2 separate regions of the Homo sapiens genome follow, and region 2 is linked to region 1. Evidence: read pairs that join two places in POLR2A ChIA-PET (ENCODE). Cell type or tissue: GM12878. All regions are shown on one strand. Links, peaks and the distances in the headings refer to the core of each region. The heading gives the core; the rest is flanking DNA.

Region 1 (13,186 bases), core at 3,834-7,833:
TTAAGTTGAAATGTCTATATTTTAATTTAGTAAAGATTTGGCAAGCCCCTGCTATATTAGCAATATCAAGATAATGAGATAAAGATCCCACTCTCAATAAAAATATAAAATTATACATGTTTCTTGTGCCCATCATCAGCCATCGTTATGAACATCACTCTGAACTGTTATGCACAATAAGATAACTAGAGGGTTAAAAATGAAGGTTTTACTGCTCACGTTGAATATTATTTTTAGAAAAGAAAGTCATTTCTATTATAGAGGAGGCATTGTGGTCTACTATAATGGCAAGCATATTAAAAACAATGCATTCCTGGTGAAATAATGCTTAGAGCATAGTCAACAAAATAAGCAGGCTGCTGAAAAAAGTTTAAATGTCATATTTCATTAATTCTAAGACACATTTCCTCCTGCTTTTAGATCTCTCAAATTGAAAGGCATCTTACAACCTATAGATGAAATCTAGTAAATAGAATAAGATAAAAAGTATCTTAGTTTCTTTCCTTGGGTTGTTTGCCTTTCTTTTAAGGGAAGGTTTGTTTGACTGTTGTGTTTTGTTTTTAACAGCTTGTTTATGAATCTTCCCTTTTCTAGCGTTAATGATTGTGTGAGCCTAGAATTTAAATGGTACAAAACTCTGATTTTTGTTTTTATTCTTTGTTCTGACCATTACTGAGGGGAGTACAGGACACTGAAGCAGAAACAAGGTCTGAAAGTGGCAATGTGGACCTTGCTCCTCTGTGGAGGACTCTGGTACCTGTCTGTGTCTGAATCTTGCCACTTCCACTTATCTAGCTTTGCGATCTGGAAAAGATTAACTTTAGCCTCTCTGTGCCTCAGTTTCTTCAAGTGCTGAATAATGGTATCTACCTCATAGTGCTGCTATGAGGGTTGAGTTTAATATAAGTAAGGCCTTAGAATAATGCCTGGCACATACTAAATATTCTCTCAACTTTAGCTGTTACCATTGTGCCTCACTTCCTTGGTGATCTCTTTAGATCCCTGTTTAACTACATCCTCATATTGTGAATGACTCCTAAAATGCTATCTTCAGCATGGGCCTATCCCCTGAAATCCAGGTGTCTATATCCAACTGTTTACTCCATTTGGCTATCTAAAGTTGTCTCAAAATTAACAGGTCTCTAAAAGAACTCAATTTTTTTTTACCTTCATTAAACGGTTTCTCCTCCAATTTTCCCAATCTGCATAAATGGCCCCAGATCATCCGTAAACCACTCTCTTTATCTGCCACGTTCCACAGTTAAGCTATCAGCAAAGTCTGGCAGCTATGCCTTCAAAATACATCTAGATCTGACCATTTCTCATGACCATCATAGCATTTACCTTGATTCAAACCATTGACTCTTTCCTGAACAATCGGAGTAGCTTCCTACTGATTTCTCAGCGTCCACCTTAACTCCTATAATCTTTTATCCAGAATGATCCCTTTACATTATGAACCATCATCATGTTTCTCCTTTGCTCAAGACCCTCTAATCACTTTTCATCTCACTCATAGTAAAAGCTTTAGTCCTAGGGAAGCCCACACAGTGGCATCTGCCTTGGTTCCACGGTACTTCTTGCTCCTCCTCTTCCCCAACTTGACTCTGCTTCAGCCACATTGATTTCTATAAATGGCTCATGCACCATCCTGCTCTTGCTATTCCTTCCACAAATGGTCAGAAAGTTTTGCTCCTTTATTTTCTTCATGTCTTTTATCAAATAGACCTTCCTTCCCTGACTACCATGAGGAAACAGTATCCATTTCCCTCCTCCCAGTCCTCTGTTTCTTACTTTATTTTATTTTTCTTCCTCACACTGATCACCACCTGATATGTTATCTATTTATCTCTCTTTCTCCTTGAGATCAGGGACTTTTTGTTCAGGCTGTATCCTTGGGGCCTAGAACTGTATCTGACACATAATAGGGACTTAGTAAATATTGAATAAATGAATGAATAAAATAACTGGTATGTTTTGAAACATGACTTTGTTGAGACCCTCCTTAAAGTGTCTGGATTTCCAACTGCAAATAGATTTGTAGTTATTACATGGATTTGTGAAAATTTTAAGATTGGATTAGAAGGGCTTTTTTAAGTCAGTAGTTTTTTTTTTTTTTTTTTTTTTTTTTTTATTCTATCATGTTTTCCTCCAGAGATTTGGGAGCTGTTTCTCTTATTCACTTGTTCAGAGCCAATGAATGTTACCCTTTAGTTTGCCAAAGTGGTTGCTGAGTGATGAGGCATTTCATCCCTCAGGGAGCTTTAAGTACTGCCCGCACACCATGTATAGTCACTGCTGGCTATGATCAAAACTGTGGAATTGATCAAGTCAGAATCTCCTACTAGGAAGTACAGGCAAGGGGCATTCAGACTCTGGGTCAGCTCTGGGAGCCTTTCAAATCTTCCCACTGGCACTTGTGTGAATTTCTAGTGCTCATGAAAGTGAGACACCCAAGGGAGTCTGCTGCCGTCTAATACACCAAAGGATTCCCATAGAACTTCACCCACAACTCTGCAGAGATCCAGGTCTCATCACAGACTTTTATAACTGAAGTTCTAATAAAATATTATTTGAACCAAGAGAAAAATCCCTTGTGGGTTTTACTGCTGCAGCTACGGCAGTAAAGAACTTGGCTTTTTCTCATTAGGGTGATTTACCTTTACAGGCTATTGAACCATTGCCTAGCAATGGGTTAAGAGCTTGAAATCAGAGTGATCTGGGTGCAAATCTTTGCTAAGATGATTACTACCTGAGTGAATTTAGACAAGTTACCTAAACTTTTTCAGTTGTTTAAATTGGTTAAATGATCAGTTGGCTATCTCACTGAAACCCTACTGGCCAAGTACTTAGTAAATCACCTGGCTTAGCTGGTTGCTGTCATTTTTATCTTTTAAATACCTTCCTTTGCCTTACATAATCACTAAAAGTATTCAGGAAAGTATTCTACTTAAAATATAGCATAATTTTTATTCCTGATTTATGATGTGCTAAAATGTAAAATGCATTACATCCCAATTAAAAGTAACTTTATAGTTTCCTAAATTATCTTAAGGTGCCATAATCTATGTTACTTAGATTTCAAGTGTCATTTTATAATCATAAAAAGAATTAATGTGAAATTTCTATTTTCTATTTATATATAAATATTATGGCTTATTTTAATCAATTTAAGATAAATGTAGAAAATGAGCATATTCTAACAAATATGTACATGTAGAAAATTTTTAATGTGAATACCCTAGCTGAGTTCAGGGCACATAATAGATATTTAAGAAATGTTGATGTCCCCTCATCCCAACATCTACATAAACTTTAACATAACCTGAACTTCATATAGCAGTCCATGACAAAGATATTAGTTTTTTAATGTTTTGAATATTAAAATAGTTTCTATTTTTAATATTGCCACTTGGCTATCTGACATCTACAATTTCTAGTGCAGAAAATAAGAGTTGTGTCTATATTTTATTATCCAGAGTGGTCTCTTTAAATTGTGAATCATTATCTTGTCATTGCTTTGTAAAACTGTCTGCTGTCTGCCAAGATTCAGCCATTCATGTATTAATGCAGCCAATATTTATTAAGTGCCTGCTGTGTACCAGGTACTGCTCTAGGTGGTGGGCATACAAGTATGAACAAGAAAGACAAGGTCTTTCTCTTTCAAGAGGGTTAAATTCTAATGTGGAATGATAGATCATAAACAAGCAAAGAAATAAACAACCAAGATAATTTCAAATTTTTCATGAATGGTAGAAAAGGCTGAATAATCAAGGATAGGGATGTTCCTTTAGATAACTGGTCAGAGGCAGCCTCCCAGAGGTGGTGCCCTCTGAGTCAAAACCTGAAATTTGAGTTAAAGTAGCCAGCCTGGGAGAGTCAAGGAAAAGCACTGAATTTAGAGGGAAGAGCAAACCCAAGGCCCCTGAAGCAGATAGGAGTTTAGGGTGTTTAAAGGCCAGTGGGTGCACCAGTCTGGCTGAGCACAGTGAGGGGCACTGACAAGAGACAGTGAGTGTACCACTGCACTCCAGCCTGGGTGACAGAGTGAGACCCTGTCTCAAAACAAACAAAACAAAACAAAACAACAACACAAACATAATTTCACTACCTGTTGAAAAAGATAAACTTGGCAATTGGGTGCTTAATCCACTGCAGAAAGAGACAGTGGGAGACTGTCACCAGGACTTATAGCATCATGTAGTCCAAAGAAGAGTGTTCAGATTTCATTCTAAATTCAATCAGAAGCTGAAAGAGCATTTTAAATAGGAAAATAAAGATACTTTTACTTTGGGAGGCCAAGGCAGGTGGATCCCTTGAGCCCAGGAATTCTAGACCAGCCTGGACAACATAGCAAGACACCGTCTCTACAAAATAAATAAATAAATAAATAAATAAATAAAGGGTTAGTGGTGTGTGCCTGTGGTCCCAGCTACTCAGCAGGCTGAGATGGGAAAATCACTAAAGCCTAGGAGATCAAGGCTGCAGTGAGCCATGATTGCACCATTGCACTCCAGCCTGGGTGACAGAGTGAGACCCTGTCTCGAAACAAAACAAAACAACACAAACATAATTTCACTGCCTGTTCAAAAGATAAACTTGGCAATTGGGTGCTTAATCCACTGCAGACAGGAAAAAAAGTGAGAGCTAGAAGCTCAGATTGGTGGTCATTTCAGTAATCCAGGCTAGAGATGGGGGAAAACTTGCTGGTTTAGACCAAGGAGGTAGTAGGAGAAATAGAGTTACAGAAGGATCAAATCTGACAGATAAAAGTGGAAAAATCAAAGACCCCTGGATTTTCAACTTGAGCAAGTAAGGAAAATTGGGGATGGGGGAATCTTAGCACAGATTTTGACAAGATGGGGAATTATCATGAGTCTTGTTTTTGGTATGTTAAAACATTTTTATACAAGTAAAAATGTCAAATATGCTGTTGGATTTGGGTCAAGGCTGAGGAGACGCATTTAGGAGGAATTGGCATCTGGTGGTATACAAATTCACAGGGCTAGGAAAAAGTATGGCTAGAGATCAAGCTCTGGAGCACTTCAACATTTAGAGGTCTCATTTGTAAGAAGCAACTAGCAAAGAAGATAGGGATGGAGCACACAGAGAAGGGGGAGAAAAACCAAAAACATGTGTCCTTGAATGATGATAATGATGATGATGATGATGATGATGACGACGACGACGACGACTAGCAATCACGGTGCCAAATACTGCTGTGATTGCCTTACATTCAATCCCCTCAATTTCAAAAGGTAGGTACTATTATTACCCCCATTTTACAGACAGGAAAACTGAGGCACAGTGGGGTTAAACAATTTTCCCAACTTTATACAGCTCAAAAGTGGCAGATGTAGGATTCAAATCAAAGCTATCTAAATCCAGAGGCTATGTTCTTAACAACAACCTGATATCACCTCTCTGATTTGACAGTGAAAAATTTGTTTTGTTTTTCTGAGGGTACAGAAAAAATATATCAAGTGTCACTGAGAGACAAAATAAGATGATAGGAAAATACCTGTTGGATTTATAATATGGAGGTAAGTAAGGTGGTGACTTTCATGGTAGTTTCTCAGTGGAGTATTACTAATGAAAGACAGATAGATGGGGGTTAACAAGTGAGCAGGGAGTAGAAAGTGAAAGCCACAGATTAGACCACTCTCGTGAGAAGTTCTATTGTAGAGCAGAAAAAGAAATGGCACTATAGCTAGAAAGGCATTTGGGACTCAGGGGAGGTGTGCTGGTTAGGACCTCAGGAAGGCAGACCTCAAGATGGAAACCAGAAGTACAAGAGATTTATTGGGATAATGATTTTGAAATATAAGGGAGAGAAGGAGCAGGAGTAGACAGGGAAAGCCTTCAGATCATGACATGTGTGAAAGGTGAGGGGCAGGAAGGAGGATTAAGTAGGAAAAGCCTGTGATTAGGGTGCAGCTCTGAGAAAGTCTCAGCCAGCCCAACCAGGGAGCTCTGTCATAAAGACTGCCCACAGGGGAGCCTGTGAGTTGGAATGGCTGGGAATCAGGAGCGTTGTAGTGATTGTGCTCAGTCCTTACCTAGGAGTTATGTCAGGAAAAGCCTGGCCTTAGCTTAAATGCTGTGGTGGATCCCAAAGGTGCTATAGCTGGAGGCCGTCACCTAATTGCATTCCTGGCAGCTGATCAGCAAGGCCTTTGTTAGAGAGAGGCTCAGGTAGCACACTCCCTGGCCACCATAGGAGGGTTATACATTTTCTATATGAGGGCTCTATAATGTTGGTATGCTCATGGAATCAAGGAGGTATAATGGAGCTAACACCATCACTTAATTTACAAAAATTAGCAAAGAACTTAATTTTGTTTTATTGATACTTCTAATACCAACATTTCTTGACAGAAGAAAAATATTTCCCAATATTCATTTAAATGGTGCCAACAAAAGTATTTTTAAACAGATAAAAATCATTTTCCTAGAAGATATCTCATTGAATATCAAATCTAGACACTTAACTTCTATAATTCAGTAGCAAAAACAAAACAAACAGAAAACCAAATAACCTGATTTTAAAAATGGGCAAAGGACTTGAATAGACATTTCTTTAAATGTCTATTCTATAAATTCCATAAAGACATACAAATGGCCAACAGGTATATGAAAAAGTGCTCAACATTGCTAATCGTCAGGGAAATGCAAATCAAAACCACAATAAAATATCACTTCATACCTGTTAGGGTGGGTGTTATTAAAAATATTGACAAAGATGTGGAGAAATTGGAACCCTCATCTATTATACTCTTGGTGGGAATGTAAAATAGTACAGCCACTATAGAAAACAGTATGGAGATTCCTGAAAAAATTAAAAACAAAACTACCATATAATCCAGCAATCCTACTCTAGGTATTTATCCAAAAGAATTAAAATCAAGATCTCAAAGAGATATTCACACTCCCATGTTCACTCTAGCATTATTCACAATAACCAAGATATGGAAAAACTCTTAATGTCCATCAAAGGATGAAGGAATAAAGATATTGTGGTATATACATACAATGGAATATTACTTAGCCTTGAAAAAAGAAAATCCTGCCATATGTCATGACATAGGTGAACTCTGAGGACATTATGCTAAGTAAAATAAGCCAATCACAGAAGAACTAATACTGTATAATTCTACTTATATGAGGTATTGAAAATAGTCAAAACCATTGAAGAAGAGAGTAGAATGGTGATTGCCAGGGGCTGGGGAGAGGGAGAAATGGAAAGTTTAGTTGGTATAAGGTTTGTTATGAAAGATGAAGCTCTAGAGATCTGCTGTACAACATTGTGCCCGTAGTTAACAATACTGTATTGAACACTTTAAAATTTGTTAAGAGAACAGATCTCATTGTTAAATCTTCTTCTATGATAAGCTGTTTAAAAAATCTGGACACTCAAGTTTGAGCAAACAAAGTGAAGGTTCATAAATTGGGATTCCTCAGTTTGGGCCTGTCTGAATTCACATGGCCCAAATAGGGTATAAGAAGCAAAATTCTGACGTACAGCATGCCCACAAACTTAACTGTCATATTTCAAAAGTTTAGCTAAATCCCATAATTGGGTACTGACTTGAAAAGCTTCCTTGTAGACTTTTAATTATATCTAATGAGCTCAAAATAACTAAATGCCATTAAAGCTGTTTTTTCTTACTGTGTCCCTAAAATGGTAATTTAAAAATACAAGTGAAAAGCTTGAGTGACTAGACACCAAGCCAAATTGTGTAATATCACAGAATTAAACTATAAACTATTTTTTAATCTAGAAACTCTTTTTTAGTAGTGAAATGACATTAAAGCAATCCACAAACATGGGTCAAAAAGTATTGAGAAACTACCTCTACTTAAAATACTAGGCTTGCTGCCTGCTTAATTGGATAGAAGGTCATTTGCATAGGCTGCGTAAAAGTTAGGAATTGGTGTTGTGTTTGTTTCACTTGGGCTGAAAGACCAACTAAATGCTATGGATTGATTGTAATTCAAAAAAAAAAAATACACAATACTCCCTCTCTCAAATTAAAAAAAATACAAAAACTCTCAGATTACCAAAAAAACATAGGCAAGATTGTTAATACTAGATCAAAATGTACACACATTTGAATCAATATATTTGTGTGCATGTGAAAAAATAATATATTATTTTTCAGTGTTAATGGGCCTCCTATTATAAGTAGAATAATTCCTGACATGTTAGTTGCCTGGAGGGTTTTTGGTGAGGATTACTCTAGTAATCTGAGGTGGCATTATGGCAATGCTATAGGGGCATACAAAAATACTCACAGCTACCCTGTTCCCTGGGAATTTGGACAGGTAATCCCATATGGTTCATAGGACTTGTTATGTATGGTAGAGAATGATTCCAAAACAATAGAAACCACCAAGGGATATTAAGAGGGAGTTAAATATGAAGAGACCTTTGCTTTTCTGATGAAAATAGGGCTACCGGCAATTGTGGCCAGTGGTTGCCAAAACCGTGTCCTCTTCAAATTAATTTAGATGATAATTTTGTTCAAGAACTTGATCATAGAAACACTTAGTTTATACAACTACTTGTTTCAAAACAATACCATAATAATCTCATTGCAAATGTCTGACTGTGATGCTCCAGAGTTCAGCTACTGCAAATGTGTCTTTATGGGAATGATTAGGAGTAATTCTAATGGGAAAGAGTGAAAATTCAAAATTCTTGACTGGCATGGTTGAAGGCACAAAACTGCTGCCTCTATACTTCTTAGTGAAAAACAGCATTGGACATACCAGGAACAGCAATCTGCTCCTCTTAGTACCTTGCATTTATGAAGTGATATCCTCCAGGAAGTACATGATGCTGGGCATCACATCATGCTCTAGGCAACACCATGAGTGCTTCATTTTCACAAAGACCCAAGGGGTGAGATGAAATAATTCTCATATTCATAAATTAGGAACTATAATTCTGCAGAGCAAAACTGATTTTGTGCACTCAGGCAGTGGGATTAAGTTAATGCCACAAGCTCTTCTCTTTGTGAAAAGTACATTTCTCCTGGCTGAAGAGAGCAGCAATAATTACTCAAAATTCCTGAAGTAGGCCAACCATTTGTCCAGAGGGCAAAGAAATCCTGCTTGACTGGCTTCCACCCGAAACCAGTGTCAAGTTCCTGACCTTATGAACTCCCCAGAACAATATTCGGTGGAAAAGGAGGAGCTGTTCTCTTTAGCTTCTTTTCTATTTTTTTTTTTAAATAAGAGCAAGCAATGTGGTTATGTTTTTATTGGCACTCAAGATTATTTCTGAGAGGAGAATTGCTATATTTAAAAATGGATTTTTATCCTTTATAAGTTGGGTGAAATTTTTCTTAGTTTCACTTTCTTAAAAAGGTAGTACTTATTAAGGGAACCCTTCCTTTCCTTATGGTGGGTGGTGCTGGCAGATGAACAAGCCACGATTATGCATGTAGTCAAAGAGTTTGCTTTATAAGATGTTATTCTAGACATCAAATACATTATACACATGTCATTTCAAAAAGTTCAAAGTCAAAGATAAAAATATATTTAGCAAATAAGAAAACAGCCTGAATGAGAGGGAGTCAAGTTTTTGGAAATGAGAAATCAACTTAAGTGTTATCAGTAATCTAACGCCTTTTTTTCTCTAAGTGTCTTCTGAGTGGGTCGGGTGACAATTGGTCCCAGGACTGGAGGAAAGAGACTTGACTATCTAAAGCAGTGGCTCTTAAAAAGTGGGACGTCATAGAGCTCCTTGAAAATTAGATAAAAGCTAGGAAGGCACACCCTCAGGAGAGAAAAAAAATAGTTCATTAGCTTACAATGAAATTTATATAGAATTTCAGGAATTTCATAACTCCCCTGAAATGCATCAATGGATCCCCACCCCAAAGTTTATGAATAAGGCTTGTGTAAGGAAGGGGTGGAATTCTCAGCTCTATTCCACCAAGTTTTGGGAGACTTTGTCTACCCTGCCAACCCCAACCTATCACTGAAGTCTTTAGTTCCTCCTAGTCAGCTCCATTGCTCTGAGCTTGGTGGCTATGAAGAAATGCAGGTGGGTCAGCATTAGCAATGACTGGTTCTTCATTAGCACTAGCTATGAAGCAAATGCTGTACCCTATCTTCCTCAAAAGGTTGAGTTCTTAAAACTTCAACCACACACAAGCCATTGCAAAACTCACTTGGAGAGCTCTGGAGGTCCCTTATGAGAAGACACACATGATTTCAAAACTGATTCTAGCTGGGTGGTTTTGTAGTTGCCTGAATGAAATGATCTGTCAATTTTAGCTTTGTTCTTAGGAGAAACATAGCCCCATCTTGAAACATTCTTTATAATCAGCTTGGATAATCCTCCTACTCCCAAATTCAAAGATTAAAAGTACCTGGAAAAAGAACTAACCTTTCTCTTCTTGAGACATTCCCTCCAGGGCAGGCCGAAGGTATATTGGGAAAAGCAGGGAGGGAAAGCTTATCATTTTTCTATCCATAGTATCCTGAGCTGTCAACTCAGCAGCTTTCACAAGGACTAAACCTACTTTTAAAGAAAGGAGAGCTTGAAAGTGTTGTACCATTAGCTATTCTGATTCTAGCCCATGCCAGGAAGCAAAGGTTCTTATTATACCATGTTCTATTTTTGATCTAATCCGTATCAACAGCCTGAAGTCTCAGCATGGTAATGCTGGGGAAATTCTTTGATGATAATTGGAAACTGTACTGCCTTGCCCCTTAAGTTATACAATCTGACTGTCACTAGAAGTGTCATTTGGACTATAAAGAGTCAGGGATAAGAAAAGTGGGCATCTGAAATCTACGTGGAAGATGCAGTAGCAAGTCAGAGCCTCTTGTGAAAGTTCTGTTGGTTAGGTTGGGATATCGAAAGAAGAAGATGTGTCCCCTACCCTGATATTTCAGAGCCTCAAGACACTCAGTAAACCAACACTCAAATTCCTGGACTGCATCACCTTTACTTTTTGTGCAGACAACACAATATGGGAAGAAAAGTCATACTACATAGCAGTTATTAAAAACAGTTAAATGTAACACCAGGCGTTAAAACCTAGTACCTTCTTGTCATGATAAAGATTGTAACAAGAACAGGAAATGGCACAGCACAAATCCGTTTTCATGATAATGATCTCGTGAATGTAAAGAGCATAGGAAATGGAACAAATGTAACCCTATTCCATTACCACCTTCAAACGGTAACCTCCTTGTCCTAGTCACATGCCCTACTTATGGTCCTGATTAAAGCACAAAGGAAATCATAAGACTGTGACTCTGAGGGAACGAAGCAGCTCCCACTTATTTGTGTGCGTGTGTGAGCACACATCTTTCCTTCTTTGAACTAAGTTGCACCAGGCAATTCCTTACAGCTGATTCCCCAACTTTGTCCTGAATAAAGCCGGTCAGACATGGGAGGGACAAAGAAAGCTAAAAACCAATGAGTCATCTGGGAATAGATGTTCTCTTTACTACCCTTTATCAGAATGAGGAAATGATGCCTTCCCCCCAAATAGAGGCAGTAAACAGTGAAGATGACTGAATGCTTTTCTTCTGTCTAGCCTTCATAGCACCTCAGCTTACCAAGGAAAATGGAGCTTCTATCTCATAGTGAGTGTGTTCTCTCTTCCCTACCTAAAGAGGCTGCAACATGATTAGGGCTCGTCTAGAAGTACAAAGGAAGATCTCAGGGACACAAGGAAGCCAGAAATAGTTGAGGTCAATCAGGCCAGGTTAGGGTTGGTGCTGCCATACTATATTCCTCTTTGACCTGGGCATGTTTTCCAGGAGGATCTATTTCCCTTGGAAAGCTCTTTAAGTAACACTATGTGAAATTTATAATAAATCCTCTCACCCCAAGATGACTGCTTCAGATATGAGGGGGAGTAGTGAGGAATGATGGCTGAGTTTGCCAAATAAATACGAGGGAAGATGAAAGCCAGATTGCCTGGAGTACTGTGCCCACACCCTGCCTCAACCAAATGTCACTCACTCTGCCCAGCTGGCTAGTAACTCCTTACATGGCATCCAAGTATCTGTACTATACATTTTCTTCTACTGGGGCTTTGTCCAGGCAAGCAAGTCTGAATGCACTTTACATTTCAGGCATCTTGGATATCTGTTCCTTCCAGATGATATCCCAGTTACCAAATGGCCCTGATTGGTTAATGAGGAATGCAATCCTGTTCCTTGCCCTGGCTATTTGTCACTTGTTAAATGATGTTAGGAGATTCCCAGGTGATTTCACATCTGAAGACTGTAATTTGTGGCCTCCTTATCAGATGCCATGCAAAATGTTTTCTGTGGGTCACAACAGTTTCCCAAGTATCCTATCTTGATTCCCAAGATAGATTACACTGGAATTATCTTTTCAAAGAAAGGAAGGAAGCCCTACATTTCAAACAGTCTAAAGTAGGTTATAAGGACTGAAAAATAATCATTTGGGGACAATCTTACATGAGAAAAAGAATATATTGTAAAAACTGGCTAAGTCAATTCTAATCTATAATGTCTTTTAGAGGTTTTTAACTGTATATGATTGTAGGGAATCAAAACCACAGATCTGTTTTTACTTATTTCAAAACATTCTATAATGCTCTTTAAAAAATCATATTATAGGATAACTGGAATCTAGGTAAGATTACTATTAAATACATTGCCATTCTCCATTTCTTTTTTACTGTATTTACCTTTGCCTTTTTATTCCCAAATGACTAGTTTTGCTGCACAGCAATTTCTTTTCATTCTTTCACTACTCTAGGGGAGACAATGTGTTAGAATAGAAACGGAACTAAACCAAGAACAGTGTGAGGAGGAAGATCTCACTAGCTGTGAGGCCTGGGGGTAGGCCCTTGACATTTCTGATCCTCAGTTTTATCACTTACGAAATAGAGATTGGTTTCATTGATATTGAGGGTCTCTTCCAACTCTGAAGTCTAGGAGACACTGGATTTTCATAAAATCTAAACCTATGACATAGATAGCATCCATATTTGTTGTTGTTCTGTGAATTTTCAATAAATATCACACTGAATATTTTTATTAAAAGGATATTACCTTTTCTTTCCATGAGTATTAAAGTTCCAAGTCTCCAATTTCTTGCCTATAAGTTTTCATTTTTACAGGGGAGAGTTACTTTTCCTCAATGCTTTTAGTATCTACTATTAAGAAACAAAGACAGACACCG
Region 2 (4,000 bases), core at 1-4,000, 54 kb after region 1:
AAAAAATGGCATCCCAATTATTATTTGGGAGTGGTTGGGTGGGGGGGGGTGAGCGAGTCTCAAAAACATGCTTTATCTTTAAATAGGTTGTATGTTCACTATGTACCAAGGCATGCAGAAAAAAAAAAATGAAATGGTTGACATTCTATATATCTCTGTTTTGGTGCATTCCCTTAGATTTAAAGGGGGCAGTTTGGACATTTTCCCAAAAATAATTATGACAGGGACTAGTAGAAGAGAGCTGAGTTCTAACCATTTTTGCCTAGTTCTAGCTGTGTTAGTGCTTAGAAGTGCTTAGCTGGTGCCTACCATTTAAATAGCAAATAGTAAGCTGGAAAATGAGTTAAGAGCAGTATTGGGGCCAAACTTGCTTATGTCCACAATTCTCTTGACTTGGTAATTCTCATACCACACTGTATTAAGATACATAATTTCAGCATCCTATTTAATGATCCTTTAGAGCAGTTATCAGTTACTGCCTAACAGAATTTCAGTATTCACAAATGGTTATCAGATAATCCAGTCACAGTCAGGTCTGTCCTCCCCAAACAGAAGCAGCAAGTTCTGCCTTCCAAGTATGTCCCCCTAAAATGACTTGAATCAATATCACTCGGTTCCTCCCCTCTAATGTGGCTGGACTGCAAAGAAAAAACAGAGCGCCCACATAAATGAAATTAAAATCTGCACATGAAATATGGCAACCTATACCATGTAAGGGGAATTCTATACTAAGGGATTGAGATTCATTTCTGACAAGGACTTACACAATTAAATGTTTTGGAAACAGAAAAATGTGCAGGACTTTCCTTTGGGGGTTCTGTCACATTCTAGACTCCAAGAAGGGTAAAAGTAAACTTTCTTATTTTTTTGTTTCTTTTATCTGTTGTCCAAGGTACAGGTTACAAAGAAGTCCCATTCCCTTTTCTTTGCAACAAGAGTAGTAAATACTACTGAAGAAATGCTAAAATAAATAGCCCTAGTTCTGTAACCTTACAGGGTTCAAGTTACCAGATTCAGGCCAAATTAGCAATTGCTCTGAGGAGATTTTGAAAGAAACAGCCGACAGGAAGACTTTTAAGACCTTCTACTCGAAGAGTAAAGGATGAATGAACTATGGACAGAACACCGGGAGGTCACATCTTGAAAAAAACTAGTGAAAAGAGAAATACCAGAAAAGGGATTTCTAAGTGGGTTTTCTCCCCCTACTGTTAGCATAATTATATTTTTCTGCTGACTGGTTAACACTGATTAAATGCTGATAAAGTGACAATCGTAAGCATACTTTTAGAAACAAATACATATACTATGCTGCCATCACATTACAACTTTAAAAGAAAACCTCTCAAACAAATTTATGAAAGTAGAAGTCCCTCCCAGAAATTATTGACTGCCTTTTATCCACTCTTAGACCATATGTTATTCTGAAAACTACATAAAAATACTATTCCTTAAAGGTGTTAAAAGTAAGGCTGCCAGGGTGTCTATAAAATGCCAGTCATCAAAACTATGGAAAAACAGTGCTTACGTTTAGAAAAATAAGATCACAGGACCTCAGATGTATTGTAGGTGGCCCTTAACTACCTGTAGTTTAAAAGTTTTGCTATATGGTACAGTGTAAAACATACTGAATTATAAATTCCATAGGGGAAGTAAACATAGAACCCACAACAACTCAGCTCCTCTTAGGAGTTATCACTGAAAATAACAATGTGTTTGTGTTCCATGATCTCTGAAGAACAAAAAATTGGTTTACAGTTTGAAACACATTCTTCTTTCAAGAATAAAGTTACTTATACCATTTTTAAACCACCAAAGTCCTACCCAGAAAACTCTGAACTTTCCTGTCTTCCATCATAATTCTGAATATCAGTGGCAAATCAGAATCTCTTAGGTGAATCTTTATGAATCAAGTGATTTTTCAAAGCATGATATGCCTTGGTAGAAATGGACTGCTCTTAAATTCCCACAAAATAAACAAGCCAGGTGATAAAGAAACAATATTCCCGCCCCTTCTCTCTTCTGTTTCTTCCTTATCGTAATTAGGCAGAGCAAATGACACTGCCTCCACAAAATAAGAATTATCAACAGTAATAATATTAAAAAAAATAAAAGGTATGTCAACATTTGAGGAAAGGTGGGATTGTAAGTGCAGTATTTCTTCATGTGCAGTTCTTTACTTCATAGGGGTCCCCTTTGGAATGAAAAGGCCTAGTGGAATGTGTGCTCCCCTCGAACAATGTGTGATGAAAACTCATAACGGTCCTGGCTTCTGTAGCCACAGATGTTGCATTCCAGTGGGTCCCGGTAGCCATGGCAACCCATGTGAATGGTGTACATGACATGGTCTAGGAAAAGGACTCGGCAGTGCTCACACTTGAAGGCCCTAATCTGTTCTCCTTCTCCATTGAAGACCTTGTAGATGTCCTTCAGAGAGCCCTTAGGAGCCTTGGTAGTATCCAAAGCTTTGACATCCTCCTTCATGTAAGCTGGGCTTTGTTTCCTCTTGGGATTTAAGGCAGGGTGTCCTTGGTAGGACTGGTGGTCATCATGGCTGCTTTCTGAGTCAGTGGAATCCAGGCAGCTATTGCTGGGAGAGGCCTCTCTTTCCTGGGGTCGACTCTTTGGTCTGATGAGAGAGATGGGGCCATCCATGTTGTTTTCATGACTATCAGCAGTTTCCCTGCTAATGGGTCTTTCTATCCTATTTGGATGATAGACCTGAGAATAAGCTGAGCTTATAACTGGGGCCACTTCAGCGATTGTGCTTGGCGGGTGCTGCATCAGAGGGTGAAGGGCCTCAGCTCCAAGGTAGGTGATTGCATTGTTGATGGCTTGGTCCATCATATGAGACTGCATCAGCTCAGCCTCCTTCTCATATGTTAAGTTCATATCAAAGTGAATATCTGGGTAGCTGAATCGCATGAGCTTTTCCCCTGGAAGGGAGTGGGAGGTGAAAGAAGTAAAAAAAAAAAAAAAATACAACAACATTAGTATCAGATTAAAAATATGAAAGGGTACGAAGTTGACTGATTGCCTCCATTTTTCATAATTTGGTATATATTACTCTATAAGTCAAGTATTTGGGCAATTCTGCTGATGCTCACACACATTTTTTTTTTTTTTGAGACAGAGTCTCAGGGTGTGATCTCTGCTCACTGCAACCTCCACCTCTCCAGTTCAAGGGATTCTCATGCCTCAGCCACCTGAGTAGCTGGAATTACAGGCATGCGCCCCCATACCTGGCTAATTTTTGTATTTTTAGTAGAGATAGGGTTTTGCCCTGTTAGCCAGGCTGGTCTAGAACTCCTGGCCTCAAGTGATCCACCCACCTTGGCCTCCCAAAGTGTTACGATTACAGGCATGAGACACTGGGTCTGGCCACAAATATTCTTGACATGAAAAAAATATAAAAGCAATAAAAATTTTGTAAGCCATTTGCATTTGTTCTGATGCCATCATGAGAATGCATCTAGTCTGAAAGATATGATTGAGTTTATCATATTTTCATTTTCTTTTAAAATTCTCACTTGAATAGAGCTCAAGGAGAATAGGAGGAAGAATACCCAGTAAAAACAAGTCAGAGACTATGCTTGATTTTGCATATTTTAAACATTAGTGACCAAGCTACAAAGATCATAAAAGTGAGAGTGATCTGGTTATAACATATGGCACCTCACTGTTGTGTAGGGTTAAGTTGGTTGATTCGGCCACTATTTCAGAAAAAATATATATAACCCATATATGTCATTCTGGAGATTTTTTAAAAGTCATTATTAAAATACTTTTAAAAGTAGTACCACCTAATAAAAATGAATGAAATGTAGGGTTATTTAAAAATAAAATTAAGAGTTATTTCAAAAAGTATTTGCTCATAAACTCGGAAAATCTTGTCTCATTGTTTTGCTTCTTGAAATTAATATTCATTTTTATATCATCCTTTCTTATTTAGACATGTGTATGTGATAGTGCTGGTACGTACACCCATTGCTAGCTTCCCATA

What was found. ChIA-PET counts read pairs that join two places held together with the same protein. Peaks named below come from ENCODE experiments on the same cell type or tissue, not always from the same donor. Only the 100,000 strongest peaks of a DNase experiment are listed, where the experiment ranks them.
Region 2: POLR2A ChIA-PET joins it to region 1 with 5 read pairs; 3 of 35 experiments call an interaction of 5 or more read pairs at or near these places.

What each region holds. Positions count from the first base shown.
Region 1 is chr2:212,947,719-212,960,904 of GRCh38, forward strand. All of the region lies in intron 2 of LOC102725082 (a long non-coding RNA gene), which reads right to left. Among named protein-coding and RNA genes, the nearest start is that of MIR4776-2, 28 kb to the left of the region's middle. RefSeq lists an enhancer at 5,776-5,875. In GM12878, for the core only: no CTCF peak of the experiment used is centred there; a DNase peak (open chromatin) is centred at 5,713; H3K27ac peaks cover 554 bases.
Region 2 is chr2:213,005,152-213,009,151 of GRCh38, forward strand. IKZF2 (IKAROS family zinc finger 2) reads right to left here. Exons shown (of 9, transcript NM_001387220.1): 9 at 1-2,933. The coding sequence ends at 2,209. Among named protein-coding and RNA genes, the nearest start is that of MIR4776-2, 81 kb to the left of the region's middle. In GM12878, for the core only: no CTCF peak of the experiment used is centred there; no DNase peak of the experiment used is centred there.